5 separate regions of the Mus musculus genome follow, and regions 2, 3, 4 and 5 are each linked to region 1. Evidence: chromatin loops called from intact Hi-C (ENCODE). Cell type or tissue: gastrocnemius. All regions are shown on one strand. Each heading gives the region's core, and the rest is flanking DNA. Links, peaks and the distances in the headings are about the cores only.

Evidence for each region. A loop is a pair of places that touch in the nucleus more often than their neighbours do. Peaks named below come from ENCODE experiments on the same cell type or tissue, not always from the same donor. Only the 100,000 strongest peaks of a DNase experiment are listed, where the experiment ranks them.
Region 2: a loop joins it to region 1, with 2.5 times the contacts of the local background. A loop is called at or near these places in 12 of 42 quality-filtered maps.
Region 3: a loop joins it to region 1, with 2.1 times the contacts of the local background. A loop is called at or near these places in 6 of 42 quality-filtered maps.
Region 4: a loop joins it to region 1, with 2.1 times the contacts of the local background. A loop is called at or near these places in 3 of 42 quality-filtered maps.
Region 5: it touches region 1 in a loop (7-fold over the local background); 25 of 42 quality-filtered maps call a loop at or near these places.

What each region holds. Positions count from the first base shown.
Region 1 is chr8:23,025,959-23,030,958 of GRCm38, reverse strand. The region is part of intron 1 of Ank1 (ankyrin 1, erythroid); the gene reads right to left. Among named protein-coding and RNA genes, the nearest start is that of Gm51563, 8.6 kb to the left of the region's middle. In gastrocnemius, for the core only: CTCF peaks have their summits at 2,491 (motif pointing right) and 2,887 (motif pointing left); DNase peaks (open chromatin) are centred at 2,224, 2,532, 2,865, 3,129 and 1 more place; H3K4me3 peaks cover 1,006 bases; H3K27ac peaks cover 1,051 bases.
Region 2 is chr8:23,159,086-23,165,545 of GRCm38, reverse strand. It overlaps Gm30306 (a long non-coding RNA gene), which reads left to right. Exons shown (of 3, transcript XR_378803.4): 3 at 1-805. Among named protein-coding and RNA genes, the nearest start is that of Gm30247, 6.1 kb to the left of the region's middle. In gastrocnemius, for the core only: no CTCF peak of the experiment used is centred there; no DNase peak of the experiment used is centred there.
Region 3 is chr8:22,803,969-22,810,428 of GRCm38, reverse strand. It overlaps Ap3m2 (adaptor-related protein complex 3, mu 2 subunit), which reads left to right and starts at 4,775. Exons shown (of 9, transcript NM_029505.3): 1 at 4,775-4,853; 2 at 6,327-6,460. The coding sequence starts at 6,397. In gastrocnemius, for the core only: a CTCF peak has its summit at 2,482; DNase peaks (open chromatin) are centred at 2,415, 2,965, 3,643, 4,768 and 1 more place; H3K4me3 peaks cover 4,376 bases; H3K27ac peaks cover 4,036 bases.
Region 4 is chr8:22,947,250-22,953,709 of GRCm38, reverse strand. No RefSeq gene overlaps it. Among named protein-coding and RNA genes, the nearest start is that of Ank1, 24 kb to the left of the region's middle. In gastrocnemius, for the core only: a CTCF peak has its summit at 2,762 (motif pointing left); no DNase peak of the experiment used is centred there.
Region 5 is chr8:23,105,977-23,110,976 of GRCm38, reverse strand. It overlaps Ank1 (ankyrin 1, erythroid), which reads right to left. Exons shown (of 44, transcript NM_001110783.3): 18 at 4,847-4,945; 19 at 2,997-3,095; 20 at 2,703-2,801; 21 at 1,637-1,729; 22 at 1,248-1,320; 23 at 607-630. Among named protein-coding and RNA genes, the nearest start is that of Mir486, 34 kb to the left of the region's middle. In gastrocnemius, for the core only: a CTCF peak has its summit at 4,299; DNase peaks (open chromatin) are centred at 1,545 and 1,987.

The sequences.
Region 1 (5,000 bases), core at 1-5,000:
GCTAACACAACACTCCAGACTGCTCTGAGGAACAGTTGAGGTAACATGGATGTGTTGTAACAGGAGCACTGGGCTTCTACCCAGGTGTCTTGTGTCTCACATAGAGCATGTGATCTTTTTGGAGGTGATACAAGAACTACAGACTACAAAGCCGTTCAGTTTTTGTAGTCTCACTACAAGTCTCCATACCGACACATGGGAGAACTTTCCCTCTACCCAATAGCCAAAGAAAAATATAGTTACTTCGAAATGCTAGAAGGGACAGTCTGGGGGGAGAGTTGTGGTTGGTCAAGATAAGGAAGAGAGTAAGAATTAACAAGCAACAGAAAAAAGATAGCACCCAAGCTTAGGAAAAAAGCAGACATACTTTACTCAGCTCTCCTGTCCTCTGCCTCTCCTCCATCTGAAGCAAACATTATACTGATGTCACTTTTAATGTAGTTGTTTGTATCTTTAGATGCATGATGTAAGTCAAGGCATGTATTAAAAAGGTAAAGAAGAACACGGTGCACTCAGCTCAAGACCGAAATATCACGAACATCAGTAAACCACCTTCTGCCTCTTCCCCAGCTCTCTCTCTCTCTCTCTCTCTCTCTCTCTCTCTCTCTCTCTCTCTCTCTCCCCATGTTCATCTGGGGCCACAGCACACATCTCTGTAGGACTCACATATGTGTCCCTAAGCAGTTCATGGGTTGCTTCTACTGTTTTCCCACTTGAGACAATATGTGGCTGCCATTATCCTTCACACAGTTGGCTTGTGACTTGCTCACACAGGCTTATAAAGTGCTTGGCAGGACGCCCGCACGATCATATGGAAAAAGAAGAATCTAAAACTCACGCACAATGTCTGGATCACAGTATCGACACTCACAACTCAACATACTCTCTTAGTCATTTTTTTCTTTATGTATGAATAATAAATAACTTTTGAAAATGGGAATTATGACACACATGAGATTTTTTTAATTTAATTTTTACTTCATGTGTACCAATGTTTTGCCTGCATGTGCATCTGTGCCTGGTGTCTGTGGAGGCCAGAAGAGGGCATCTGATACTCTGGAACAGGAGTTAGATGTGGTTGTGAGCCACTGTGTAGGTGCTGGGAATTGAACTCAGGACCTCTGGAAGAGCAGCCAGTGCTCTTAACCACTGAGCCATCTCTCCAGCCACTACACCTAAGAATTTGAATCTGTATTTGTTCAGGCCTCGTGTTGTATAAACGTGTGATCCTTTGGACACCTCTGTATTCACGTAAACTATATTGTTCTCAAACAGCTTTTCCCCTCTCGGCCTCCAGCCAGGTGTGTTCCTTTCTCATCTACCTGACAAAACCTACAGCCTCGTCTATATTAATTTTCTTCCTGTCAATAGGTTCAGTCTTTGCTACATGGATTGCGTAATTCACTGCTTGATCGACGCTCTTGTCTTTCTAATAATTCTGACCACTGTCTTGTTCCTGGCCACAGTGTCAGTCCTCAAGACCAACAACTATGTCTCACACGTAGCACGTGCTCAGTAAACATGTGAAGGTTTTCGGAGCGCTCCCTAAGGGCTTGGACTCTTCCCCCTTCTTTCTTGTTCTTTCTATGCATCAGTAAGAGCACCCCAGGCTCAGGAGAGGATTCGAGTCGATGCCTTAGAAAGGCTGGAGGCTCTCTGCCTGTAACTTCCTAATTCTGTTCTACCATCCCTTGGTGGTGCATGCGAGATCTTTGAGATGCACTGATGCAGGGCCGGAAGTATCCTGGGCCTTCCTGGGGCTTACTGACAGTGGGTCATCCTAGGATATGAATGATTCAGGCATCAAAGAAGCAATAATGAGATTTGAACCCTCCTTTGTATTCTATGTTCAAGGCTTTAAAATAAATACAGCAGCCTTTAAAAGAAAAATTAGGCTAGGTGGGATTATAAATTAACACATTTAATTTTCTATCACTAAAATGGCAAAAATGATTTTTCCAGACTCCATTTTATAATGTCCATTACTATTCTCAAACACAAGGTCACACACACACACACACACACACAGCTTTTGTGCAACTTGTCTATATTAATGATGTGCTAAGATCATTTCTGAGTTATTTACCAGTTCTATCTTACAGTTAAAGTGTGCCCGAGGGGAGAGGAAACAGGGCCTTGGGGCTTATCTTTCGATTTGCCATACCCTTACTACCCCTTCTTGGCCCCGCCCACTCCCGACAGCCCTTTCTCACCCAGACCTCACACTTACTCAGCTGTGTTGATTCTAACACACCATTCTCCCTCTCCGAGCTGCTTTCCCTCATTTGTTCTTGCACTGTGGCTTCCCACCAGCTGTGAAAATCCTGTCAGCACCAGCACCCGCTCTGTATGCCAGCGAGTGGAGAAAACTGCAGGTTCCTTCTATGGCACCAGCCTCTATCTCTTGCCAGATCCTTCGGCTTCAACAGCAGCCCAGGGGCATCCAACCACCAGGGAAACAGACATATCCTCCAGAAAGCCTTTCTGCCGGAGAAGCACGGTCACCACCAGAGGGAGTGCATCTGCTCTTCTGGCCTCAGAGTGAACTTGATCACTCTGTGGCTCTTCTGATGAGATGCTATAGGGATAAGCGGTACTGAAATGCTCTCCCTCACCAGGGACTGTCAGTTGGAGGAGTCTAGTTCCCAGTGCGAGGGCAAGCCTGGGAACAGCTCAAAGCAGGTCCCATTTCCCACAGTGCCTCATCTACTGCATCTTAGACAAGGAAACCAAGAAGACCCTCTCCGTGGAAGATCCAAAGGGACACCGGGGGACGCATCTTCAGATTGTGCATGAGTATGCGGGCAGAGGGAAGGACCCTGCAGGCTGGACCTTATCGTGTAGAACCCCTCCCTGCAGCTCCAGAGCGCCCCCTGGTGCCTTCTGGGCCACTGACTTCCCCCAGTCTCACTGGAATACGCCTTGTTTATTTTACAGCCCTCTGCTGTCTGGCATTTCCCCCTGCTATTTACACACCAGGGCCCTGTAAGGACACATGGTTGGTTTTTAGAAGCTTCCTCCTCAAAGCTTCAAAGGAAAACCTCAATTTTGGCATTTCCTAGAAAAAACGATTTAATGTTTCTTCTTGAGGCTCAGGCTGTTGGAACAAAACCAAAAGCTAGGGTCCCCGCAGCACTTGGCACCGCGCCTGTGCTCCTGGGAGCTAGAGGTGCCACTTGGTCCTTGCAGCACAGAGAAGGGATGTTACTGCCCCCATTTCACAGATGTGAAACTGAGGGTGCCTGGGGGTGGGGGTGGAGTGGGGCAGCTGCTGGCAGATCCAGGGAACACAAGCAGAGAGTGAAGTTGGGTCTGTCCCCAGAAGCTCTGCCTCCTGAGTCCCAGTCCCCAGCAGCAGGCTTGCTTTCTACTGTCCAAATCTCCTACGATGTGACAGTCACAGTTTTCTGGAGTACAGCACTCTTGTGATGCTCAGATTTTCTTTGATTCTCTGCATAAATTTACTATGAAATCTTGTGATTTAAGAGGCTACTCTCTCCTTACTGTTTTTTTCTCTCTTTTTTTTTTTAAAGAACTCTGTGTTGGCAGAGTGCTTCCTGGTTTTGTTTCTGATTTTTGCAGTGCTAGGGTTTAATCTGGGCATTTTGAATTCTAGAAAAGATCTCATCCACAGAGCCACAGCCCAACCTTAGAAAAGTTCGTATTTCATAAATGAAGGTCTCCTAGCAGAGTATAGGTATTCCTCAGATAACATCATCAGGAATGTCCAGAATGTTGCTCCTGCCTACAGTGAATACAAACAATTGTTTGTTCAATCTAGTTTGGGGCTAACAAGAATATAATTAAGGCACTTTCAGCTGGTCTGCCTCTCTGGGGAACATCCGGGTTCTCTATGTTCCTTTGGTAAGCTATTAGTCAGGATGGGATGGCCACTATATACTGCCCCAAGTTTCTAGATCAAATCTATAAGTCCTGACAGGCCCAGCCCTGCTTCTCTTTAGGACACACAAAGTTTTGCCAAATACACAGACTACTAGATATACATATAGTTCCCTCTGGGGTCATCTGCTCCCCAAGAGACTTGTTAAAGTGGGACACTATTCTTGAGCTAAATTATCAATCAAAAGTATTCTTCTTTCTGGTATGGCTGCTTTCCACAGATAATGAAATCCCATCAACTTCCTCTAAAGAAAACGTGACCTACATAAAAATGAATAGCAATTAATTCTCAGCTGCAATCTTCAGAGGCTGGAGCTGAGCTAGAGCCCAGAGTCCTAGGAGCCCACTCCATCTTGATTGGGAGGCTGTAGCAGGTAAAGGGACCTTGAGGGACAGGCCCCAAGTATGAAATGATAGCACGAAGGGAAAGGGGTCAGAGCCAAAGAAGAACAGGCAGAATCCAGCACCCAGAGCGCCAGAATATCAGTTCCAGGCCAGGCCTGCTACCAAGAACCCAGAAGAACTCTTTAGATCAATCACAGAAGAATGATTTTTGTAGATGGTGCTTTCTTACCAGGGTGCTAGAGGTAGAATGTATCACAGCCATGTCATCACCTTCAGAGATGGATGTAGTCCATCAGCATGCCCAACGGCTACGTGGTCTCTGCCACCTAAACTTGCTCTTTGGGTTACATTCCTCACTCGAAAGTGAGATGCTTCGGTGGTAACTGTCCCAAGAGGGTCTCCATGAGAATACATTCTTTCCATGAAAGAACAGGTTAGGAGTGGGGGTGCACTTAGGGGAGGGGTGAAACAGGATCTCAAGTCCAGCTTAGGCAACATGGCAAGATGCTCTCTCAAAAACACAGCAGAGACAAATGAGGGAACTAGGCAACAACCGACCGAAGATGCAGGGTCCAGACTCTGGCTTGATCTTGACTGAATTCCTTAAGACTCTGAACCTGTCTGCATCTCCCTTCTCCCAACAGTAAAACCAGAAGCCAGTTATGATGATAGTGCACACACCTGAAGAGCGAGGGCAGGCTGTGTATCTACTTGCTCCTGACACAAGGCAAGCCCAGAGAAGTTCTGACTATGCT
Region 2 (6,460 bases), core at 874-5,873, 130 kb before region 1:
GGCAGCGTCTCGCCACTGGATCAGCCAACACAGTACCCCCACGAGAACCTCAAAGCTCTTTTCCAGAACGCAGCTTCAGATCCCTACAATGTCTCAAGTACGAGAAAAGGGAGCTAAAGGGACAGCTCAAGGTTTAAAAGCACCAGCTGCTGCTCTTCCAGGACTTGGATTTGAGTCTCAGCAACTCCAGTTTCAGGGGCTCCGAGTCCCCTCTTCTGGCCTCCTTGGCACCAGGGACACACGTGGAACACAGATTCGCGTGCAGGCAAAATGCCCATACACTCAAAATAATTTTCTTTAAAAGAAAGCAACATGTTGAAGCCTGGGAGCCAGAGTGGGTTTTCTGAAGTGAGACCCTCCTCACATCACAATGGAAGGTTGGTGCCTGCCTCTATCCCTCCTCAGACAGGACAACAGCCTCCTTGTGGCCTTTCTCTGCCTTTGGGTATTCGTGTCACCTGGCTACAGGAACAGAATTCAATCCAGGCCATTTGAGAACAACCCCAAGGGTGTTGGGATAGACAAACTTTATGTCTCAGTCAAGCTGGGCTTTAAAAGTCACTGTTTGTCCCCTCTGTCCATTCTGTGTGTCCTGGGGCACTGGCTAGCTGGTTCTTTCCAGTGTGTTATCATCTGCACCCAAGGAGTTCTAGGAACCCTTGGCGAGCTGAGGAAGCCAGCTGAAGACATCTGGCTGGGTGTCCCTGCTCTGTCCAAGGAGTCTATAGAAGGCACAAAGCTGGGAAAACCGATTGTGCATACGCTATGAAGTGTGATCACCGGGGACCTCTGGCCTGGTGTCCTCCTGTCCATGATGCACAGGGATGTAATTCCTGTCAAAATTCCAATGTCCCTTCTCATGTGAGTTAGAAAAAAAACCCTGAAATTTATATGAAACCATTTTTTTTTTAAAAGAAGAAGGAGAAGCCAAAATAGCAAAGGCAAGCACAGCAGAAGATGAAGTAAGCCTGGGCCCTCAGACATTCCCTCACTTGAGGCTGCACTCTACTGCAGCAGCAATTAAAACAGCATCATAGAGAGATGAGAACGGACACACTGAGCATTGGAACTGAATATGGTCCCAAACATACTAAGGGAGGACAACGGCTTCCTCCTCAGCGCTGAGAAAACACCAGAAATACATCATGGTTCCTATGGGTTTAGGCGTTGTCTTAATCTTGTGACCATCTCAGGGTGGCCTTATCTTGTGACCATCTCAGGGTGGCCTTATCTTGTGACCATCTCAGGGTGGCCTTTTTTTTTCTTTTTTTAAATCTCCACCCCAAGGGAGATTTCCCCCTCAACGCCCGAAGCTGAGCGAGTTTTACAGAACCTGGAATGTGGCAGGTTTTTAGTTAAGACAGTTTTGCCTTTAGCAAACAGGACTTGGTTCCTAAGCTGATATTGTGCTTGCTTCTCAAGGGAGAAGAGAAAGTGATGCACTCTTCGGAAAAGAGGGAGGGCAAGCAGGTTCCCAGAGTCAGTAGTGTTAGCTCTGAGATAGCTTTTCATTCTCATTCCTGTATAAACGAACATTTCCCTTGTAAACCTGCTCATCGTAATGAATGCCAAAGCTTGCTACTTTCCTTTGCTCCGTCTCTGTGGGAAAATATGTTCGAGCTATATATTCAAAAAGGGATAGCATCCAGACTGTATAAGGGACTCAACTCAAATAGCTGGCCAACAAACAACTCAGTTAAAATTTAGGAGACTTGGCTGGGTGATGGCGGCGCACACCTTTAATGTCAGCACTTGGAGGCCAGGGTAGGCAGATCTCTGAGTTCAAGGCCAGCCTGGTCTACAGAATGAGTTTCAGGTCAGCCAGGGCTTCACACAGAAACTCTGTCTCAAAAAACAAAACAAAACAAAACAAAACAAAACACCAAACCAAACCAAAAAATAAAACAAAACCCAAACCAAACCAAAATAACAAACCAGAGCCTTGTGCATGCTAGACACTCATTCTACCACTGAGTCCCATCCCCAGTCCCGGGGAATGTGAATTAAGACCACGATGTCATCTTCACACTGTTTGGTATGGGTGTGACTAAGCAGGAGTCTTGTCCACTGTTAGGGGGAAGCAAATCGGCACAACCCTTAGGCAACTCGAGACTGGAGTTCCCCAAACCAGACAGAACTCGATCCAGCCAACCTGGATTCTTATTCAAAAGCCCTGAAATCATCTTCAGAAGAGACACTGGGTTTCTACACCCGGCTGTTCACAATAGCTGAGGTGTGGCAGCATCCGCAGCAGAATCCTTAAAGTCAGGGGATATGCACAGGAGGGAATCCTACTCACCCATGGGAAGGGGAGCCTGAGCCCCAAGAGACTCGCCTCAGCAGGTGAAAGCTCTTGCTAAGGCTGCAGACCTACCTTGGATCCCCAGGACTTAAACAGTGGAGGGAGAGTCAACTCCTGAAAGTTCTCTGACCTTCATGAACCGCCCCTGCCCCATACACAAATAAATAAATGAAAGGACAGGTTTTAAATGAGAAAGGACATCCTCCTTTTGGATAGTAGGGGTGGAACTGGAGCACATGCTATGCATATAAACAGAGAATGGAAAAACAGATCTGCGCAATCTCCCTTATCCGAGGAGTTGAAGACCACCAAGCTCAGACGCAGAAAGCCAAGTGTCGATCACAGCGGCCGGTGAGGAAAACAGGGCATCAACTCTCAGACAAGAATGGAGCTTTCTGTTTCTAGCTCTACTGTGCGACGTGGTGACACTGGTTAGCATAGTGTGCGTACAGACCCAGAGGCTATTCCTGATGGGCATGACAGTCCATGGGCAGTGAGTGACATTAGCTCACTGAACACTCCTAACAAGCCTTGCCAGGATCAACTGTGTTACTTTACACCTCTGATTCTGGGTCCTTCTGTCACTTTAAGACATGCCTCAGGGCACTGAGACCCAGAATTCCCTTCCGTCCTCCTTCTTTGAGATTCAGAGCACCTTTGAGGCTGGGTAGGTTGTTCCTAGATGATGTCAGCAGTTCCAACTGCAGAGCCACTCGTGCACACAAACACGTGCATACACAAATACACGTACGCACATGCACACACATATAACATACATACACATTCTCACATGCACACACATGTACACACACATACACACACACACACACACACACACACACACACACACACACACACACACATGCTCAGGTGGTCCTCTCCATCCTGCAGTGTTGTTATTCTTTCAGTCTTGTTTTATTTACTTGGTTTTGGTGCTGAGGACAGAACCCAGGGCAGAATGCCGTGCACGTCCTCCAGCACAGAGCTGTGTCCCAGCCCTGATTTTTCATCAACTGTTATTATTTTTTTAATTTATAATTTGTTTTGTTTTATACAATAGCTTACCCTATAGCTTGGCCTGTTCCTTTTTTTTTTTTAACTTTAGATAACATTTTATTACACAAAGGTAGTCACATAATTGGTTTCTTCTTTACTTTGTGCACAGTATTCTTACTCTTCACAGAAAAGTTACTTCTGAATTTCTCATCTGGCAAGCGCAAGAACCTCGATCCTGACAGAGATGGAACAGTACTCACAATTTAGGTTGGTCTCAAGTGCATACTCTCCTGCCTCAGCCTCTCAAGAGCTGAGATAATAGCTGTCTGCTACCATGTCATTCTTAAAGGTTTTTTTTTAATCTAAATTTTCCTTTTTTTCCTATATTTTTATTATTGTGTTTTATTTTATTTATTGTTTATTTTTATTGTATTGTATTGTATTATTATTTGTGTATTATAGTTAAAATTGGGAGCTCCAGAGTCAGCCCGGATTGAGCAGGAGGTTGCTCAGCAAACTGCATGGCTTCTCTGGTTTCTTATTCACTACCAAATAAGTCCTAAAGAAGGTGAGAAGAATCACCCAGCCCTGAGGATATCTTGATAGTGAAGTAAGATAAGGGAAGCACAGGGTACATCACAAATATCTAACAAACGCTCCAGGAGTATACCAGCGGGAGTTCACCAGCAATACAGTGGGAGGTGAGCACGACATTCAGAGAGCAGGATGAATGTGAGCTCATGTGTCCGGAGTACGCGGCGCACACTTCTGCCTCAGCATCTTCATCTGGAGGATAGCAACGCCAGCCATCCGCAGCAGCTGGAAGGTGACTGGCTGAAGGGCACCGAACCCATGCAAGCATCCTTTGCTGGTGGTGCGGGAGTCTTCACCCTAGACCACCACGCCCACTCCACAGCATTTCAGGGAGCAAGCTGGAAGCCCTGTTGCAACCCGCTGATGCCAGGCAAAGCCTGGAGCCACAGGCACAGGCACAGAAGCCTGTGGGGACCAGGCGAGTGGTGTAACCCTGTGGACTCCAAATGTTGAGGGGGGAAATGGTAAGTGGAGGGTCTCCTACTGGCACACGCTTTCCATAAAAGCACCATGTCCAAGATGGTGCCCCTGCAAGCTTCGGTTGATGCTGTAGTCCAGAGTTCCAAGAGAGTTTTCAGTGACATGAACCTGAACCCCGCGCCCCACCCCCCACCCCCAGGCAGCAGCTGGCCCATGGGGGTGTGGGCACGTAAAGGAACCAGTAGCTATGTGTCCCAGCCTTGACCACTAGTGTGAACCGGAAGAGGAAGAGTAGGGTGTGTGGTATTAAGTGCCCATGCCCTTCTGGACTCAGAGCACAGTTCACTGGATCCCATCCATCTCACAGAACTTGTCTTCCAGCCTCAGGCTATAGTCAGGGTACCAGCCTTAAAGAAAAATGAATGCACTTGGTCCCAACGCTCCAGCTACCACTTGCCAAAGTGGGGAGCCACACACTGGCCTGTGTCTTTCACACATCCATCCTGCTATGAGCCTGAGCCCTGTGATTCCAGTACTTGGAGACTAAGTCTAAGGTACCACCCAGTTCAGCACTCATTTCTGATTCTAAGTAACTCGAACTGTGTCCTCACTTTGAAGAGACAGAAGGACCCAAAAGAGGTGAACTCCTTTTAAGGGTCACCAGCCTAGTGCATGATGGTGGAGTTTTCCAGGGCGGACCACCTCCCCAAAGGCTTCACTCCTTAGTCCTGTGGGAGTCAAGTTTCTACCCAGCAATCTTGTGGGAGACATGTGTTGGAAGCAAGGCTCTCAGTGTTTAAGAATGGTATTTCCTGTTGGTATCTGCCAGCTACATTCATTTCATTTCTTTTCTTTTTCTTTTTTCTTTGACATGGTCTAACTGTCTTCCAGATGTGGAATCTCAGCGTTTGCCTCTCTTTTTGATGGAGGCCTGGCTAGCCTAGAACTGTTAAGTCAACCAGGCTGCCTTTGGCCTCACCTGTCTCTTCCTCTTGAGTGCTGGGATTAAAGGCCTGCTCCCTCATGCCATGTTCATTATTTTAATCTTGTTCAATCTTATTACAAAGTATGCATACATAATTATTATTCCATTGACAGATGAGTGAACTGAGTCACGGAAGTTGGAGCAGCTCACCCAAGGGTGCAGAGAGTGGCGCAGCTCCGTCCACTGGCTTCCCTGTCCCTTGTCCCTTAGGAGGGTTATGGAATTCCAGGGTCAACCCTGAGGAAGGTCTGAGCACAGAGTCAGGTTCCAGAAATGGAAGCTCAGAATTTGTCTCGGGTTTGGATTATGACCATCCAGGTACGACCATTCTGAACCTGGCAAGACACCGCAGGCAGCTAACCTAACCTCACCTGGCCTCACCTGAGTGCTAGGTTGGAACTAAAACTGTTCAGCCACTTTGCTCTCCCAGCTGCAGCAGAAGACATGGCTGGCACCCCAACACAGCTGACCGTGTGCCTATATCCCCCATGTCCCCCCTAAGATGATTATAAACACCCTCAGCTGTCAGGGGCTACAGGTTGGTGCATTTGGTATGACGAACATACATCAACTAAAGAGCTAAACCTCGCTCCATCCCCTGTTGTCTAGGAATCAGAGACAACCTGCCTGTAAGCACAAACTATGGAATACTTATCAACTCTGTGGCACGGGACACTGGGTCTCAACCTTCCTAATGCTGTTCCCCTTAAATACAGATCCTTGTGTTGTGGTGACCCCCCAACCACAAAAATCATTTTCATTGCTATTTCATCTAACTGTAACTTTGCTACTGTTGTGAATCGTAACTCAATTATCTATGTTTTCTGATGGTCTTAGGTGACCCCTGTGAAAGGGTTGTTTGATACCCCCACACCCAAGAGTTGAAACCCACAGGTTGAGAACCACTAACATGAGCCCTCTATCTCCTGAAATCTAAGGACTCAGATTTAGCTTCGTGGGTCTGAAGTCTGCTCAGGGTTCTCACTGTGCTGTCTTTCTAGGGTGTTAATAGCTCTCCTAATAAGTCCCGTGCTTAGAAGCACAGTGCACCTCGGTGTGCTTGAATTCCTAATCTGAAACCCATCACTGGGCACAGGACCCAAGTCCTTCTAATAGGAATGACACACTCAAGAGCTGTGGCCAAAATCTGTGCTCACCCATTA
Region 3 (6,460 bases), core at 565-5,564, 220 kb after region 1:
AACCTTCTCTGCTTTCCAGAGGCATCAAAATGTTGTAGAGGTGAACACAACAATTTCCTTTATTTAAAATATTTTTATGTGTATGCGTGTGCTTGACTGCACTGTGTGCATACAGGAACAAACAGAAGTCAGAAGAGGGTGACAGAGCCCTTAGAACTGGAGTTACAGGCTATTGTGAACCACCACATAGGTGCTGGGAATCGCACTGCGGTCCCCTGCAAGACAAAAAGGACAGAGGCTTAACTCCAGCCCCAGTTGTCTGAAAGTCAAGGAAAACAGTGGCAGTCACCTCGGTCACCTCGGCAAAGGCAGTTTCAGCTCCGTTATGTGCTCTGTGATACTTGAGGCCTCCCTGTATAAAGTCTGGGTTTTCAGGCATGAATTCAAATCTACCCTGTAGCTGCCTTAACTGTGTGAAATTGGGGCAATTAGGGCATAACTGTTTCTTCCCTTGTAAAATAGGGAACGTTTTATAGATGAAATAATCCCCATCAAATTCTTAATGTGGGACTCAGTGAGGCACACGGTAAGTGTTCAAATAGATGAAACACGCAATCACTAAGTAATAGCTAATTTAAAATTCATGTATATACTGTACCCAATCTCTCTCTCCTCCCCATGCTTGCCTCTTCTGCCTCCTATTGGTCACCTTTGTTACCCTGAGGAAGTTCCTTTTGTCTATGTAGAGAGATCATCTGTGACATTGGAATTCCTAAGTTTCTTATTTGGGCCACCAAGGTGGCTCAGTGGGTAGAGGTGCTTGTATGGAGCCCTGGGGACTGGAGTCTCCCTCCCAGATCTGAGGAGATGGCAGGAGAGAACAGACGCCTTAGCGTTGTCCTCAGACCACGACCTGTGTTGTGAATGTGTGTGCACCTACACCCATGGATAGTAAAATACATCATTACTTTTATTTTTTTTTCCGTTTTGATCATATGCTCCCCCTCCCCCAACTCCTCCCAGATCTTCCCCATCTTCTTACCCACCCAACCTCAAGATCTCTCTCTTTCTTAAATTCTTTAAAAGTTAATTGTTTCATTAACAATACACCATTTTACGAGAAAAACTGCTCTTGATATGATGTCTGTATATGGTTAATTTAGGGAGGGTCCCCGTGGCTACTTTGATCTTACAATAGATAGCAGTATTATAGTTTAGATCTGAGCATATACATCCCAAAAGGTTTGACCCCCTGCCTCTGATGCTGTTGAAAGATAGCTGAAGGAATCAAGCCAATTGAGCGTGTGTTTTTGAAGGGGGGTTGGAACTCGGACCCCCATCCTATCTCAGTCTTCGCTTCCCCGTGATGAAAATATCCAAAGTAGAGGCTCCTTCAGCGTACTCCCTCACAGGTGTGGCCACAAGCCCTAAACCAAGAAGCCATGGACCCAAACTTTTGAGAAAAACCTTCCCTACTTATAAATCTTCTTTAGAACTTTGGTGAAAGAACGCTGTTATGGCTGAATTATGCAATGAGCTTCTTCAATAATGACGATCTCCTTCCGCATCCTACAAGATGAGAAGGACGGCAGGTTTTGCTGTTCCGTTTGCCTGATGACCTGTCTGCAGGCTAGTGGTATCAGTTTATGCCTGCATATTTTTTAAAATTCAAGTATTAAATAAAGTTTCGGGTGCTCTCCAGTGTTCCAAAGCCCATTAGGTAGACAGAGGGTATTCCAACACACGGACGTTCCTTGTTTAAACTTGTTTAAACTTTTGCTTTTGCTTTACACATAGCGCTTAGTACACACGGCAAAACTGAAAACTACAGGCTGCTCTGAGAGTTTCCATTTCCCAACCGCTAGTCTCACAGCTGCCTAAGCAACCACTTCCTGAAATGCAAATACACACGCCAGCGCTCACACTCGCTACCCCATACCATACATACTGATTATTGAGTACTCAGGGAAATCTCTACCCCTTCAGCTCGCCCCAGGGACCAACTTTCACAAGGGAGAGGCCAGCGCTGGCCACTTCTAGTCTCTGTAAGGAGCTCCCTTTCTGTTTTTCTTCCGGCAAACTGATTCTGTTTGGCTTCCCTGAGCCTGCTCGCCCAGTCCTTAGCGGAGTCGATGTGGACAGGAAGCAGGTGTCCGGCGCCATCCCAGGGCAGGCCTGCGTGGGAGCCGATGGTCCCCGCAGCGCAACCCGAGTGACTCCGGCGAGACCCGCCTCCCCCTGCACCTTAGAAACCGCACCACCCGTCAGCTGGCTTCAAAACAAAGAGTCCATTCAGCGGCTTCAGATGCTGGCTCGTCGCCATGGCAACCATCCTCCGCCTCCTCCCCTACCCTCCCGACTCCCCGCAGCTGCGTGGGTGGAGGCGCCGCTTTGTCCGCGGGGGCCGGCTTTATTTCCCGCCTTTGCGGTGGACTAGAAAGGAGTCACCCCCGGGAATTCACTGTGGAAGCCGCAAGTTTCTTTTTTAGCCAGGATGGTTGGGTCCAGAGAGCCTGTCCCCGCAGGCTCAGCAGCGCCACCTTCCGTGGCCAAGAGCGCACTGCCCAGTCCGCCGCTGCGCAAAAGCTCCGTGGGACTCCCTATTGTCGCTTTTCTAGTGGCGTTCACATTTGAACAGCTAGAGCTTTCTTGGCTGAAAAGACAGAATGGTTATGTAAACAATCAAGATGATTTGTTTTGTGTTTCAGATGGTTATTTTCAATGATTATGCACTTTCAAAGAACTTGTATTTTTGATGAAATTCTCAATATTTACTTTGTCTATTCTATGAAGGAACTTTTTAAAAAATAAAAAAAAATCTATAGCGCCAGAAAAAAAAAATCTTTGGCTGCCACGTGAATTTGGGAGTTGGGAGGTTCTTATAGGTCCACACGCCTATAAGCTGTCTGAGGAATCCTAGAATGAGGACAGATGGAGCTTACAAGATCTGTCTGGGGAACTGGGCGTGGGGGGGAGTACAGCCTAAGAGAATAGATCAAGAGAGAGAAGGCGGAACAGTGTGCAGAGAAAAATAGGCTGGTGTCTGTGTGCTGAGGAGCATAGGACGAGTTATACAAAGTCACATTTCCGCGTCTGGTCTGTGGGAGGGAGTGGTCACGGTCTTCCTTACATTGTACTTAATAAAGGCAGATGCTGAAGGGAATTCTGGGGCAGCTGCGTCACATCTCACTGAGTCAACTTTTAACAAAACTTGAAAACTCATTCTCAAATGATAAAAAGGCCACCTGTAACACTCAGGCAATGCTAAGTAAGCCACGCAGAGAAAAGGAAACCCAGGAGGTGACTTGACAGAGGAAGTTTTTCTGGTCTTCACTTCTAGCTACAAAAAAACCCACATTTGATGAACAGGAAGCAGCTGGGTCTGGCACACAGTAGACAAATGTTTGCAAAGCAGAGGTTTGGTTTGCTTCTGAGAGTAATCTTTATCTAAATAACTACTTAGAAACTAAGTATGTTATTTGAAAACTTCTTTTTTTTTGGACCAATCTCTTTTCTTCCTCCGGAAATCTTCTCATTTGATGACTATTTCTTCTGTAATTTCAAACGGGACGTATGAGGCAATGTCACAAATCGTTCTTTTTTTTTTTTTTAAGCTTTGAAATTATTTTTAAAATTTCTTCTCACACCCCTCCCCCGCGCGCGCCCGGCCCCGGGTGAGTAGCGACCAGGTGGGCAGCACAAGCCTTTAATCCCAGCACTCCGGAGGCGGGAGGCAGAGGGAAACAGTTCAAAGCTGTCCCGATCTGGAGACTTCCCGGCCAGCCAGAATTGTTCAGCGAAACTGTCTCAAGTAACAAAACGAAAGGGAAAATAAACACACACACACACACACACCCGTTTTTGCATGTATGAGGTACGCGTTTGCATTTGTGCATGGAAACACTTGTAGGAGTCAGAATATCACTCCTCACCTTCCATCTGATTTGAGGTAGGGCCTCTTGTTTTTAGGTACTGCCAGAGACCTTTCGGAGACTCATCTAGATTGGCACGACCGTCATCACCGCAGTTTGTCATTTCATCTTACAGTGTGCCCAGCAGTTTTTGCAACCCCCTTCACACTTCATCTTACCGAATGCCTCATTTTAATCTAACTGAAGATAAAATTTCCATCGGATCTCTGCTTCACACTTTCCCGAGTCACAGTAACCTGTGATCTCTTTAAATTTAAGGTGGTTTCAAAGACCTGCCCCAACACCTTCATTATCGGATCTGGGAACTGAGAGTCTGGAAGGAGAAGTCAGTCTTATCTGTCTGTCTGTCACTCTTTCTCTGCCTTGCTCCCCCCTCCCCACTACGTCTCTACTTTTCTCCCTTCCTTTCCTCTCTTGTCTTCTCCCCTCCCCTCCTTTCCTCTATTCTTCCCGGTTCTTTCCCGCTGGCTTGGAACTCCCTGTGTAGACAACAAGGTTGGCCTCGAACTCACTGAGATACTTCTGCTTGTCTCCTGAGTGCTGGGATTAAAGACCTGCGCCACAGGCCCGGCAAGCAGTCGCTTTTTAAGTGCACCTGTGTAATGGAGGTTAGTTATGATTGGTTATCTGTGATGCATTAAATTAGAAGCATCCCGGGAATCATTTTACCTTTCCGGTCACTTTCTAGCTCCCCGGAGGCCCTTTGTGACTGGATGACCGACTGTCTTCATCCTCCAATCGGGGCTTGGAGTCTCAGAGCTACACCAATTGAAGGTTACCGGACCTTCAATAAAGACCAATCGGATGCTAGAGCCTAGCAAGCGAACGGCGATCAATCAGAGCGCAGGAGCGGCAGCCGGGGAGCGGCTGGCCAATCAACGTGAGAGCGGTGAGGAGGGGGCGGAGCCTTCGTGCAAGGAGCACTGCGCAGCGCGACTGCGCTGCGGAGCCGGAACGGAGCCTGAGACCTGGTCGAAGCTGGTAGGGTTGGGCTGGGCGCGCGCGGATGGGAAGGGCTGCGTTGGGCGTCGCCTGGGAGAGAGGTACGGGAAGAGTCCCGGGCTACAAATGCCGTTGCCATGGCAACGCAGGTGCACAGTTCTGGGACCAGGGTCCCTGCTTCTGGACAGTTTTCAGGCTGGAGCCCCAAGGCCCATAGGGCCTCCAATACCCTAGGCTTGCAGGCTGCTGGGCTGCAACCTCTCGATGGCTGTCTTGGCAGCCGACGATCTGGACTCTCTCCTGGGGCACTAGGAAAACAGGTCTTAGCAATGTGACCAGTTGTGCTAGCTCAAGTCAGTTCGCTTCTAGGCCACCCCTGGGTGCAGCAAAGCTGCCTCATCCTGGAGATGTCACTGTAGACAAACTAGGGTGTCTCCAGAGATTTTTTTTTTAAGCATCCAGCGGAATGCTTTGTGCACAAATAATTCAGAGAATAGGTCCTTAGTGAATGAGTAAAGATCACAGTGGCAAAGATTCCAGGGGCTGGCTCTGCTCAGGAGAAGTAGAAAGCACATCACATATGCTGTTTCGAATAGGAATCGTGGTAAGCTAACGATAAGTTAAATTTTAATATATTTCATTTGACCCAAACATATTACCAGTATTAAATAAGTGGTAAGATATTTAAAATTGAGTCTTTTTTCCCAACCGAAGCTGTCCAGTCTCTAATCTTACAGTATATGTCAGTACTATCGGCCTCTTTTCAAATGCCCACTACCCATTTAAATAGTGCCTAACATCTTTGTTTATTTCATCTAGATTTTTTTTGTTTTGTTTTGTTTTGTTTGTTTTTTTGAGACAGGATCATGTTATGTAACCCAGGCTAGTCTCAAACTTGTGATCCTCCTGTCTTAGCTCCCAAGTGCCTGGCAAAGTCGGATTTAAAAGAAAATTAAGTATATTTATGTGCACCCATGTGAACAACAGGTTGTCACTTCTCTTCTCTCATGTTATGAGTCCCAATGAAATTGAATCCCATTGTTTGGATCGTTAGCAAGCCTCACCTGCTGAGCCATCTCACAAGCCTGAAACTAGTGTTTTAAGTGGATCTAACTCGGGCAATAATAACAGAGAACTGAAAATCTACAACAGACAAACAAATTGGCTGCTAGTTATTATTGGGAATTCAAGGGAAGAATCCTTAGGGCTCATGTAATAGTAGCAGGTATGTCTGGCCGGTGGCCTGCAGGCCACATGTGGCCCAGGACAGCTAGGAACGTTGCCCAACACAAAACGGTAAACTTCCTTAAGTCATGGGGACATTTGCTTTCCCATCTCGTTTTGTGACTTGTATGCTTCCTGAGGGTGTTTTTGTGGATGACAGTGTCGTGTTGGCAGTATCAAAAAGTTGAATGCACCAATGGGAAGAGGACTTGGGCCTGATCCTCGAACCTCTGGAAAATAAGGTTGTTTTAATTCAGTGAAAATGAGTCCAGTCTCTTTTGTTTGTAGGGTTGAAAACTAGCTGAATCCAGAGGCTCGCAGACTGAACCAGCGTTCCTCTCCCACCAGCCTCTCCACCATGATTCACAGCCTTTTCTTGATTAACTCTTCCGGAGATATTTTCCTGGAGAAACACTGGAAAA
Region 4 (6,460 bases), core at 685-5,684, 78 kb after region 1:
CATCCTGGGACACAAAATAAATATTTATAAATTCAAAAAGGCTGAAATCACTCCTTGTATCCCATCAGATCACAATGCACTAACCTTAAAATTGACCACCTCTGGTAAATACGCAAGATCATGGAGATTAGACAACTCATTACGAAACACTGAATGGGTCAAAGGAGAAATCAAGACAGCATTTTCTAAAACTTCCTGGAACTAAATGAAAATGAGAACACATTACCGCAAAAATGTCTGAGACATGTGGGAAGCAGTCCTGTGAGGAGAACTAATAGCTTGAAGCTCCTACAGTAGAACTTAAGAAAAAGCACAGACAAGAGGGTTAGGAATGCAACTGATAAACTGGAAAACCAGGAACAAACCAAACCCAAATCCATCCAACAGCAAGAAGTAAGAAAAACCAGAGCTTCAATCAATGAAGCAGAAACAAAGAAAACAGTACAAAGAATTAACAGATCTACGAGCTGTGTTTGTTTGTTTGTTTGTTTGTTTGTTTGTTTGTTTGTTTTTGAGAAGTCAAACAAAATTGACAGACTCTTGGCCCAACTAACCAAAAGACAGAAATACCCCAAGTTAAACGAACTAGAAATAAACAGGGAAACATTACAACAGTCACTGTGGAGAATTCTCAAAAAAGCTATACTAAATCTACCATTTGCCCAGATCAAGCCCTCCTTGGCATATGCCAAGTGTCCTGCATCATACTCCAACAGATCAGCCATGTTCACTGTTGCTCTAGTCACAGTAGCTAGGAAATTGAAGCGACCTAGTGTCCTTCAACGGATGAGGACACAATGAAAACGTGGCCCATGCTACTCCCGTGTTAAGAAATGAAACCATGACTTTTGCAGGTAAATGAATGGAACTGGAAAACATATTGAGCGAGGCAACCCAAACCCAGAGAGACAAACGCTGCGTGTTTTCTCTTGTTGGAAGTACCTCGCTCCAGATCTTCAGACGTGAGTACTTGGCCTGGAGTGACAGAAACAGGAAACTACACTGGACCACTGCTGGGATAGTGGATGGGGGTCATCTGGAGGGGAGTGGCGGGCGTGGTACAAGTGATCTGATCCATAAGATGGAAAAGGGGGGCTATGCCTCACTCGGCTCTCCTCAGAGGGGCTTCTTCTGCAATAGATGGAATTTCATGCAGAGACCTGTAACTGAACAGTGCACAAAGAAGCTGACACTTTGGAGCACTCAGTCCCAAGTGGGATGTCTATCAAACTCCTCCGTAGACTCAGGATCTATGGGAAAGAGGAGGCAGAAAAACTGTAAGAGCCAGAGGTGATGGGGAGTCCAAGGAAACAGTGTCTTCCAGACACAGCAGGACTGGTGCACACATGAACTTACAGAGACCGTGGTACCGTGCACAAGGCCTGGAGAGGTTCAAGCTAGATGAGGTTCCGGCACTGAGAGGAGGAATGGGTACAGGACCCTACATCTAACCAAGAAGCCATCTGATACTGATACCAGCTGGCAACGGAAAAACCAGCTTCGTTCAATGGAGTCTCAACTGGGTGTATCATCCACACTCCGGGGCAGGCCCTACGCTCAGGAATTCATTTTGTGTTGGCATGTTTTGGTTTGGTTTGGTTTTTTTCTAGGCTGCATGTTTCATTTCATTTAGTTTTGCCATTGTCTATTAGTCCTTTGCTTATTTGTTTTGACTTTTTATGTTGAGATTTGTTTCTGTGAGTTTGTTTGTTTGTTTGTTTGTTGGGGGAGAGAAAGAAAGAAAAAGAAGAAGAAGAAGAGAGAGAGAGAGGAGGAGGAGGAGAAGGAAGAGGAGGAGGAGGAGGAGGAGGAGGAGGAGGAGAAGAAGAAGAAGAAGAAGAAGAAGAAGAAGAAGAAGAAGAAGAAGAAGAAGAAAGAGAGAGAGAGAGAGAGAGAGAGAGAGAGAGAGAGAGAGAGAGAGAGAATGTGAGCATTAAGTTAGGTAGGTAGGGACCTGGGAGGAAATGAGGGAAGGAATTCATAATCAAAATATATTATATAAAAACAATTACTTTTCTTAAAAAGGGAGAGAAATGAACTGTGTATAGTGTCCTTCCCTGGCTGCAGACACAGTGACCAGCTGTTTACAGCTGCCACAGCTAGGGGTGCTCATTATCATGTGTTCCCTGCCTCCCAACTGAGCGGACAGAACCTGTTCCTTCCTTGCTCCCCTTTCATCAAGTATTTTGACACAGCAGAGTGCAGTAAGTAATATGAGCCCTCCCTCCAGAAGGACTATGTGCTAAAGTCTTAGCTGTCAACCTGAGGTGATCCTGAGAGGTAACAAAACCTTCAAAGGGTGGGCCTACTTCCAGGAAGTTGGGTCACTGTGGGGGCTTTTGAAGATAATGTTGGTGCCCCAGACACTTCCTTTCCTTCTTTGCTTCCAGTTGCCATGAGGCGAGCAACCTTAGCCCGTCATACAATTGTCATAATGATGTGAGTTGCTACCTTGCCACAAACACAAAACAAAACAGGGCCAGATGATCATGGTGGGAGTCTCTGAAATCATGAAATCATAAGCCCTTTATCCTTATAACTTTATTTATAACAAATATTTTTATAATCATGGACCTGATTAAAATAAACGTGTTTCCTTTGCAAGTCAGCATTGAGAGACTAAGAGGACAAGCCACAGACTTAGAGACAACATCCGAGGAGAGCATGGGAGGGGCAGGAGACATGGCTCAGAAGTCACCCGCGTTCTCTCCCCAGCACCAACCATTTGGAATTCTAGTTTCAGAGGATCTGATGCCCTCATCTGGTCTCCACTGGCCCTGCACACACAGGCACATGCAGGCAAAAACACCCATAACAGTAAATAAGATGTCAGCAGCAGCAACAACAACAACAACACAGACTTACCATGCCTGTGCCTACTGCACATCAGGACCAAGAACCCCAGGGTAGCCTCCAGTATGCAGCATGTCTGTGCTACTTCAGACTTTGTCTTAGGAAGTCAAACAACCAAAACATATCTGGTAAGGGCCGGTCACCCTTAAGTAATCTATGAGCATCAAGTATGCAAAAGGTGCTTAAAACTTGATTAAAAAACAAACAAAATACAAACAACAAAGCAAATTTTAATATGAGCAAGAGACATAGACAGGCATCACAGAAGATGCAATAATCCTATGGAAGAGGGCATCACAGCCTCTGCCATTGGAGACTCCAGTTAGGACAGCAAGGCACAGAAGATACAATAATCCTACGGAAGAGCACACCATAGATAGCCTCCGCCATTGGAGACTCCAGTTAGGACAGCAAGGCACCACTGCACACTCACTATGTCTGGGCAACACAAGTGTTGCTGGGGATGTGGACCACAGGAGCACAGCCAGCTTAGAAAACAGCTTGGCAGCCTCCTCCAAATTCCTTACAAGTTTATCTTCCACAAAAGCAGTCAATATGATGTAAGGACCCAGAAATACATCAAGCTCATATGTTCTCTTACTATAAAACACCATCAGCTTCTCCCCTCGATATGGACTCAAAGATTAAAAATGCATGTCCATGAAAGCATGCAAAGGGATCTTTAGAGCAGCTGTAAACACTGGGAGGAACAAGGGCCACCTACCTCCTCCAGGTGTGACAGGTAAACTGTGAGCATCCAGACTACTGTCAGCTGTAAACACTGGGAGGAACAAGGGGCCACCTACCTCCTCCAGGTGTGACAGGTAAACTGTGAGCATCCAGACTGCGGAAGGTCATTTTCCCTAAAAGAATAAGGCTCTCTAACCATGAAAAGTCATGACAGGAGTTAGGAACATAGTACCTGAAAGAAATCCTCCTGAAAGGACCACATGAGATTCCAAGTAGATGACTTTCTAGAAAAACAAACCAACTGTGGGGTTACTGAAGAAAAGAGCGACTACTAGGAATTAGCGCGGAGAAGACACTGGGAGGTGCTGAGACTGGTGTGTATGATAGAACGCTGGATACACGCAGTTATGAACTGTGAACCGCACAGGGCATAGACTCAGTGTGATGGTCTGTGCTGGCTGTAGATCCATCAGTTATGGTGGGAGGTGTCAAGGAAGAGAGGTTGCACATGTGTGGGGGCGGGGCTTTGAACTTAGGTTTGAATTCTAGGAACCTTAAACTGCAACCACTAAAAATCACTAAACAGACAAACCGACCTATCACTGTGACTATGGGTATTTTTTTTCTTTCACTACACTTCTTTGTAATTTTGTGTAGTATATTTTGGACTTATGTTAATAGAATTATATGAGTTTAGATTTCCATATCTTCTTCACAAAGTAAAACTTTTACCATTATTAAGTAGTATCTTTATCTTAATAGTGCTTCTTTGCCATAAACTGTCTTGTCTCAGATTGACGTAGCTGTGTCAAATTCCCTTCATTAGTAATCTTCCAATATAGTTTTGTTCCTCAACATTTTGGAGTTTTTAAAAGATTTTATTGCCTTGTTTTCAAACAGCATCTAGTATTCTTTTAGGGTTTCTTTCCCTAGTTACCTGTAGCTTTTCAACGGAAGTTCTAGTCCATTTACAAATAAATTAATTATTGGTGTATTTACACCTATGCTTATTATGAATTTTCAACTACTTGGCTTGGTCTCTCATGTTTCCTTATTTTGGACTTCATAGTTACATTTTATCATTTTATATCCCCATTACTTGGAAATTAGGTACCCTGTCTGCATTCATTTATATTTTACCTATTTACCCTAGAACTTAGAACATGTATTTTTAACTGCTCCATAGCTAAGATTAATCATCAGTATGATGTAGAGATGCTTCAACTTCATTCATCTTCTACCACTGAGATTATCATGTGCTACCATAGAATACAATATTCCATTCAGCTCTTTCTTACACAGCCCAGGCCCATATGCCCAGAGGTGGCACTGTCCCCAGTGGGTTAGGCTCTGCTACATCAGTTAGCAACCAAGAAAACTGCACAGGCTTGCCCACAGGCCAATCTGACAGAGGCAATTGTTCAACCAAGGCTCCTTCTTCCTGAGTGTGTCAAGTTGACCTCCAAGACTAGCCATCAGAGCATGTGTGTATAATCATATTTCACACATACATTGTATTCCCATATACTACTGGTTTACAATTAGAAAAGTGGAGGTTGGCAAGAGGGCTTAGCAGGTACACACACACACACACACAGAGAGACAGAGAGACAGTGACAGAGAGACAGAGACAGAGATAGACAGAGGAGTGAGAAAAAATAAAATGTAATAATAAAAATTTAAAAATTTAATTAGAAAAATAGTAGCAGTATTTTGGCTATACCAACAGATCCTAGGAGAAAAAAAGCCAGGAGAAAAATTGCTGAACTCAAACTCCTGGGAAGCTGGGAACCAGATGGGTTCTTTCACACAGCTGAGCCAGGCCTGTCTCCACCACTTCTTTTACCACTGGGCTAAGTAAGGTCTAACCCAGTTATGCCACAAAAGATAAGATTCAGAGATTCCACACAGAAGTTGACAAAAAATAGTGGTGAAAATCAAAGCTATCTTCAGGGCCAACATTCTCAGTGAGTGGAAGAATCAATCCTGTCACAATGTCATCAAACTATTGTTAGGATAAATGTAATCACAAAATCCCGACAGGATCGTCTAACAGTCTGAGAAGCTAATTATAAAACGATGAGCATATATGGCAAACCTAGAAGAATCTATCACCCTGAAGAAGAAAAATAGGAAGTCCTGTTTGATGTAATATGAAGATTTAAGAGCTACACTTAAGACAAGGTACACATATAGATCAATGACAAACTAGATATTCCAGAAATTGACTAAGATACATATGGACATGTTTCACAGTGAAAAATGAATAAATGTTCTGGGAACTGTGTATATGCATGGGAAAAGTAAAGCTGGCCACATCATAGATCATGAGCAAGATTAATTTCCGTGTTAAAGATCTAACTATGTAAACCAAACCATGATGCTGTTAGAAATGATAAGAGATACAAAATAACCTCCGAGTAGGGAGAGTCTGAGAGAGGGAGTATGGATTGTGTGAGGTAAAACTGGAAGATTTTAGGCCAGTCAAATGGCAGCTCTCCCCTAGTTCTGTCTTCCCTTTAGGAGACTCTCTTCCTTGCACACCATTAGCCTCTGCTGGGCACACTTAGCTTTGTAGCCTGTGAGCTAAGCAGGTCTCTCACACTCCTGAGTTCATGCACTCTGGATGGCTAATAATATAGACAAGGGGTGTCTTCCAGCTGTGCTGGGAGTTCAGGAGGCAAACCCAACCCTGAGTCTTCAAAGCCAGCATTCAACACTCTCTGCTGTAGATGTCAAGAACTTACTTGGAGTTTGAAGCTTTTAGAAATATACCTGTTATGTCTACAATTGTGCAGCAGGGGATCCAAGTAGGGTTAAATAGAGCAGTATCATTTGTAATAACCTAACAGGAAAGAGCCTAAATATTGGTTAACTTTAGAATATATACATTTTTGTGTAGTCATGGGATAAAATA
Region 5 (5,000 bases), core at 1-5,000, 80 kb before region 1:
TCTTTATAGACCAGGCTAGCTTTGAACTCAAAGATCTCCTGTTTCTACTTCCTGAATGCTGGGATCAGAAGCATGAACTACACACCCTGCCTAGGTTATAGATCATTCCAATCTGCAATTACAGAGAGGCAAACAGCACAGGACTCAGATCTGTTCCTCCCTTTATTTCCATTCCTACTTCTATACCTTGTAAATTCCTCCTTCTGGATTTATTGTTTGTAGTCGCACCTAAATTGGCAACCTGCACACCCCTTCCTTCCCTTCTTGGCCTGACTAAGAGCAGTGGTTTGGGCCCTGGGCCCCGTCCTGGCTCTCCCACTGCATCCGGAGCCCTGGCCCTGGTGATCTGCAGCCCTGTCCCTGTGACCGGGAGCCAACAAGATGGACATAGAACTGTTCATGCAGGATGAGCACAAACACAGAGGCATGAACACAGATACAGGGGTGGTTTCATGGTGTGCGATCCTGTTTTAGTCAGCTCTGGGCCCTGCGTGGGGCCGGGCCTCGGAGGATGAGAAGCAGGCATGGGTTAGTGAGGAACTTGTGTGCTTATGGTGGGATGTGCTCTGGTGAGAAAGACCACAGGGAACAGAAAGCATTTCATACCCATTATAGATATGTGAGCAGTTCCTGGAAGGCAAAGAAGAGCCAAGTTGAAGCATCAGACCCAGTATAGTGAGAGGCACGTTATTAAGAAGGGGGCATTAGAACTGTCTAGCTGACCGTCATACCACCACCAAATTCTAGACAGAGGGGGCCACAGATCAAGCCCATCCTCGCTATCCTGGGTTCCCTTGATTTGGGGCTTACTTGGGAGTGGGGAGAAAGGAGGTGAAAGATACTCTGGAGATCACAAAGTTGAAACCTTAATCACCCATCACCCAATGGTAATGGAGAAGACTTCAAACTTTCTGCCCCACTAGGTCAGAAGGGCAGCTGACCAGTATGCGTTCTCAGTCTTAAAAACCTGCCTTATTAGTTACTGAAGCTCAAGGAGAACAGCAGCCAGATGTTGCTGCAGCTGTTGCCAGCTCTTGATCAAATGCAATTGTATCAAACCTACCAACTAACTTGCCCATGAAGACTCGAGATCATCTGAAAGGAGTTATTTTGTCAATAGGCAATGTCTGTAAGAAGTGGGTCTCCCTAGCTACATTGTATACTTGTATGTTTAGGCTAGATAGGTTTGAGGGGCTCTGAGGGATGCTTGAGAGAATGGAGCCTGAGTTCATCCACAAAGATTTTACCTTCATCTTCAGACACGTCCAGGATCTCGTCCACCGTCTCAGGGTAGCTCATCCGGTGTTTGTCACTGACTAACTGAAAAGAGAAAGGGCGGGGGCTGGGACCCATAAGGAGCCAGGCACACTTGTTTCTGTCCTGCTACTGCCCCAAATGAGCAGCCAGGAAAGGTGATAGAAAAGATATGTTGCCAAAGAAAGCCAGGCCCAGGAGGCATTTGATCTGGAAGCTCATGCCCAGACTTCCCGTTTCCTCGCCCATTCAATTCTTTGGTCACTAGGTGGCAGTATGCCCCACCTGTAGCTAAACAGTGCCTACCAGGCGGGAGGCATTGACTTTGGGCAGTAACCCTCAGGGCCCATGGCCACAGCTGGGGTAGGGGGTGGAGACCTACCACCACACTGGTTTCATCTGTGACCACCTTGAGCACGTCTGTTACAGAGATGTAGCCCAAACGTTTGGCTATTGCCAGAGGTGTGGTTCCGTTCTAGGACAAAGGAGAGACAAGAGAGAGAGTCAGAGAGGAGAGTCTGTCTCCTGAGCACAGATCCAGTACCCTTGGATTCTTCACAAGCGCCCACAAAGACAGACTGGCCCTTGGAGCCAAGAAGAGGTATGCATAAGTATGTGATCCTTGGGGCCACAGAGATGGGACAAGGCAGGAAGGAGAATAGGACAAACTGTAAGCCCTAGGTGTTGGGTATATGGCCTTGGCATGAGAACAAGGCACCCTCCCCGCTGCCACCTGCCCCCGCTCCCAGGGCAGGCAAGCACTTCGGGGAGGAGCCAGTAAGGAAACCCCAGGATCCAGCTGGCAGAAGAGCTCAGGGAAAATTGCACAGTGCCGAAGCTTTTGTTCTCTGTGAAATCCTTCTCTGCTTGCAGAATGTGACCTGGAGTCCACGTGGCTTCAGCCCTGTGCAGACCCTCAGCAAACACTTCTACAGGCAAGGCTCTACAGCCTTCCAAGCTGGGAACAGCCTTGCAAGGTAACCCTACACACCCCCGCAAGGAGAGCAGGAAATGCATCCTGAAATCACCAAGGCTGCTAGGGGTGTCTTTGAGGCAGGCCCAAAGCACTTAAATTTGCCTACTCCTGTCATAGTGAAGGCAGCTTCAAACACACCAGAGGGTGTGTCAGCAGAAATAGGTACGAGCCAGAGGAGAGGAGGCATGGTGCTGGGAACACTATTCTACGATCACTCCAGTGTCTAAGCCTGGAATATGCAAGGCACACAGCTCTGTGCAGACCCAAGACTGTCAACAACCTATGTAGTTAGGTTGTCCCTACCCCCTGTTTCCTTTTTTCAAAGCTCAGGACTGAGGCAGGGCCTCAGAGTTGCTCTGGTTGATTCCTAAGTGAGCGCCCAGGAGATGTTAGCCTGGGAGCTGGGTGTAAGGTACCTTGGTCTTGGCATTGCCCCTTGATCTGTCTCAAACGGGACCGGGTAGGTACTCACCGAGCTGACCTCATTTGGAGAAGCACCATTCTTCAGGAGCAATGTCACAATGTCTGTGTGTCCTTGTTGAGCTGCCTGGTGCAAGGGGCTGTATCCTAGCTACGAAGGGAGGCAGGCATTTGACAGGGTTGGTTAAGAGTTGCTGGAAAGAACTGCATGCAAACTCCAAAGTCCATCTACTATCCCTCCTGCTCCCCCCCCCACCCCATTTCCTTTTTTCAAAACTTAGGACTGAGGTGGGGTCTTGAGTGGCTCTGGCTGATTCCTAAGTGAGTGCCCAGGGGTGTAAGGTACCTTGGTCTTGGCATTGACATCTGCCTGGTGCTGTAGCAAGAACTTCACCAGCTTGATGTTTCCATAATGACTGGCCACATGGAGCGGGGTGTAACCCATCTGAAAGGCAAGAAATGGGTGTAGGTGGCAAGGCTCCATCAGAGCCATTCTTAAATGGAATCCTTACAGAAGCAACCATCTAAGGGAGGGGAGGAAGCCGTCGGGGAAGGGCGAGGGCTACCATGAGACATGTCACCGATGCTGCTTAGAGAAGGGGCAGGATTTGGCGGCAGACAAGTGGAGGCTGACGTGAACCTGGAAGAAGGGGCTGGGTGGAAAGTTGATAGCCTGGGAGATGAGCAAGGGCAGTTGATGTGAAGCAGAGAGAAGACAGAGTGGGGACCGACGTCCGGCGCAGCTCTTAGAGAGGCTGGGATTGGAGAGAGTTGTACTGGGATCTAAGAAGCATTCTTTTTAGAAGGAGAGGGTAACACACTGGTCTATGCTCAGAGGAGCACTAGACGGACAGACAGCCATGTACTGCCGTGCCAATATTCAACAGCAGCAGACTTGTCTCATCTACAAGAGGGGCGGAGCCTCACTGTAAGCATACAAGTGATGGCTGAGTTACTAGAGTTTGTAGGGACTGACCGTGATCTAAAGTGATGGGTCATGGTTGTCTGTGTGACTATGGGCTCAGTGCTAATTTCCTATTGATTTTCGTTTGTTTATCTTTGGTAGGGATGAACCCAGGTCTCTCACATGCCAGCTCCACGTCCTCCGTGTTCAGACTCTGCTCTGCTCCCTTGGATTACTTGGTGTCCTGCCCAAATGGCTGATAAGCCAGGCCCTCTTTGGTCATGTATGACCCTAGGGAGCCAGCTGAAGATTCCAGAGACCTTCTTAACACAGACCCTATGGGTCAGACCTTTGTGTCCTGGGATGGCTTCGTAATCTATGAGGCAGCTCTAACCTCTAGAACGGGATCCTTTCAGGAAGAACCCCCCAAATTCTGAACTAGGTCCAGGACGCCCTTGGGCTTTAAAGAGATCTTGGCTGAAGCTGTAGGCAGTTCTTGGGGTGTCTTCAGTACAACATCGTAGTAGTGCATCTCTGGAACTGGGGTGCATGTGTGCATGGTGCTGCTGGCGTTACTCTGTTCCTTTCTTGGGGGTTGTTTTTCTTTTTCAGCACTGGGGACGGAACTGAGGGCCTTGTACACAGCTAGGCAAACTCTACATGAGTTACATCCTCAGCCCTGTATCCCGAAACAAAAGGAACCAGTACTTCTTTTCCATGCAGTTCCTTATCCCACCAGCTGGAGGTGCTCTGTTCTCCCTCTGGACTGCCACCTTCTTATTCTGGATGTCTCATTTTGTGACTCCTTCCTGTCACTGGGGACAGATGTGCTTGCCATACACTCACCCTTAAGCCACGACACAGGGCTCTTTGCCACGGCACGTTTGAGAGAAAGTCAAACTCCACCCAACACAGTCTTGGCATAAAAGGGGTTGCACTTCCAAGCAACCCAGAGAAATCCTGGTGTTTTCCCTCGCATGCGTTCTACATGTGTGAGACCAGACTTAATATCCAAGTTCCTATGACAGACTCAAAGATCTAGCAGACTAAAAAAACTCCCAGGTATAGTGATCATGAACGCTGGTGTCTCCAGACTCAGGAGGAAGCAGATCAGTGTTGATCCTCAAGGGTTTGTCTCCATGAAGGAGACAATTTCAAGGTGTGAGGGTATGCCTCTGTGATGTTCTAAGGTTTGGGGTGGGGGGTGGTATGCCTGGGTGGATCGTGTTGGGGAATGCAGCTAAGGGAGAGAGACATCCATTACAGACACAGGCACGGGTTTCATGCCTTACCCGGGTGGTAGCATCCACGGTGACGCCATGTTTGATCAGCACGTCTGCCACTGGAACATGGCCTTCTTGTGACACCAGGTGGAGGGGAGTGAGTCCACTCTAAAAAGAAACAGATGTGCACCAACTTTAAGCCAGGGAAGAATTTCTGTCTGCA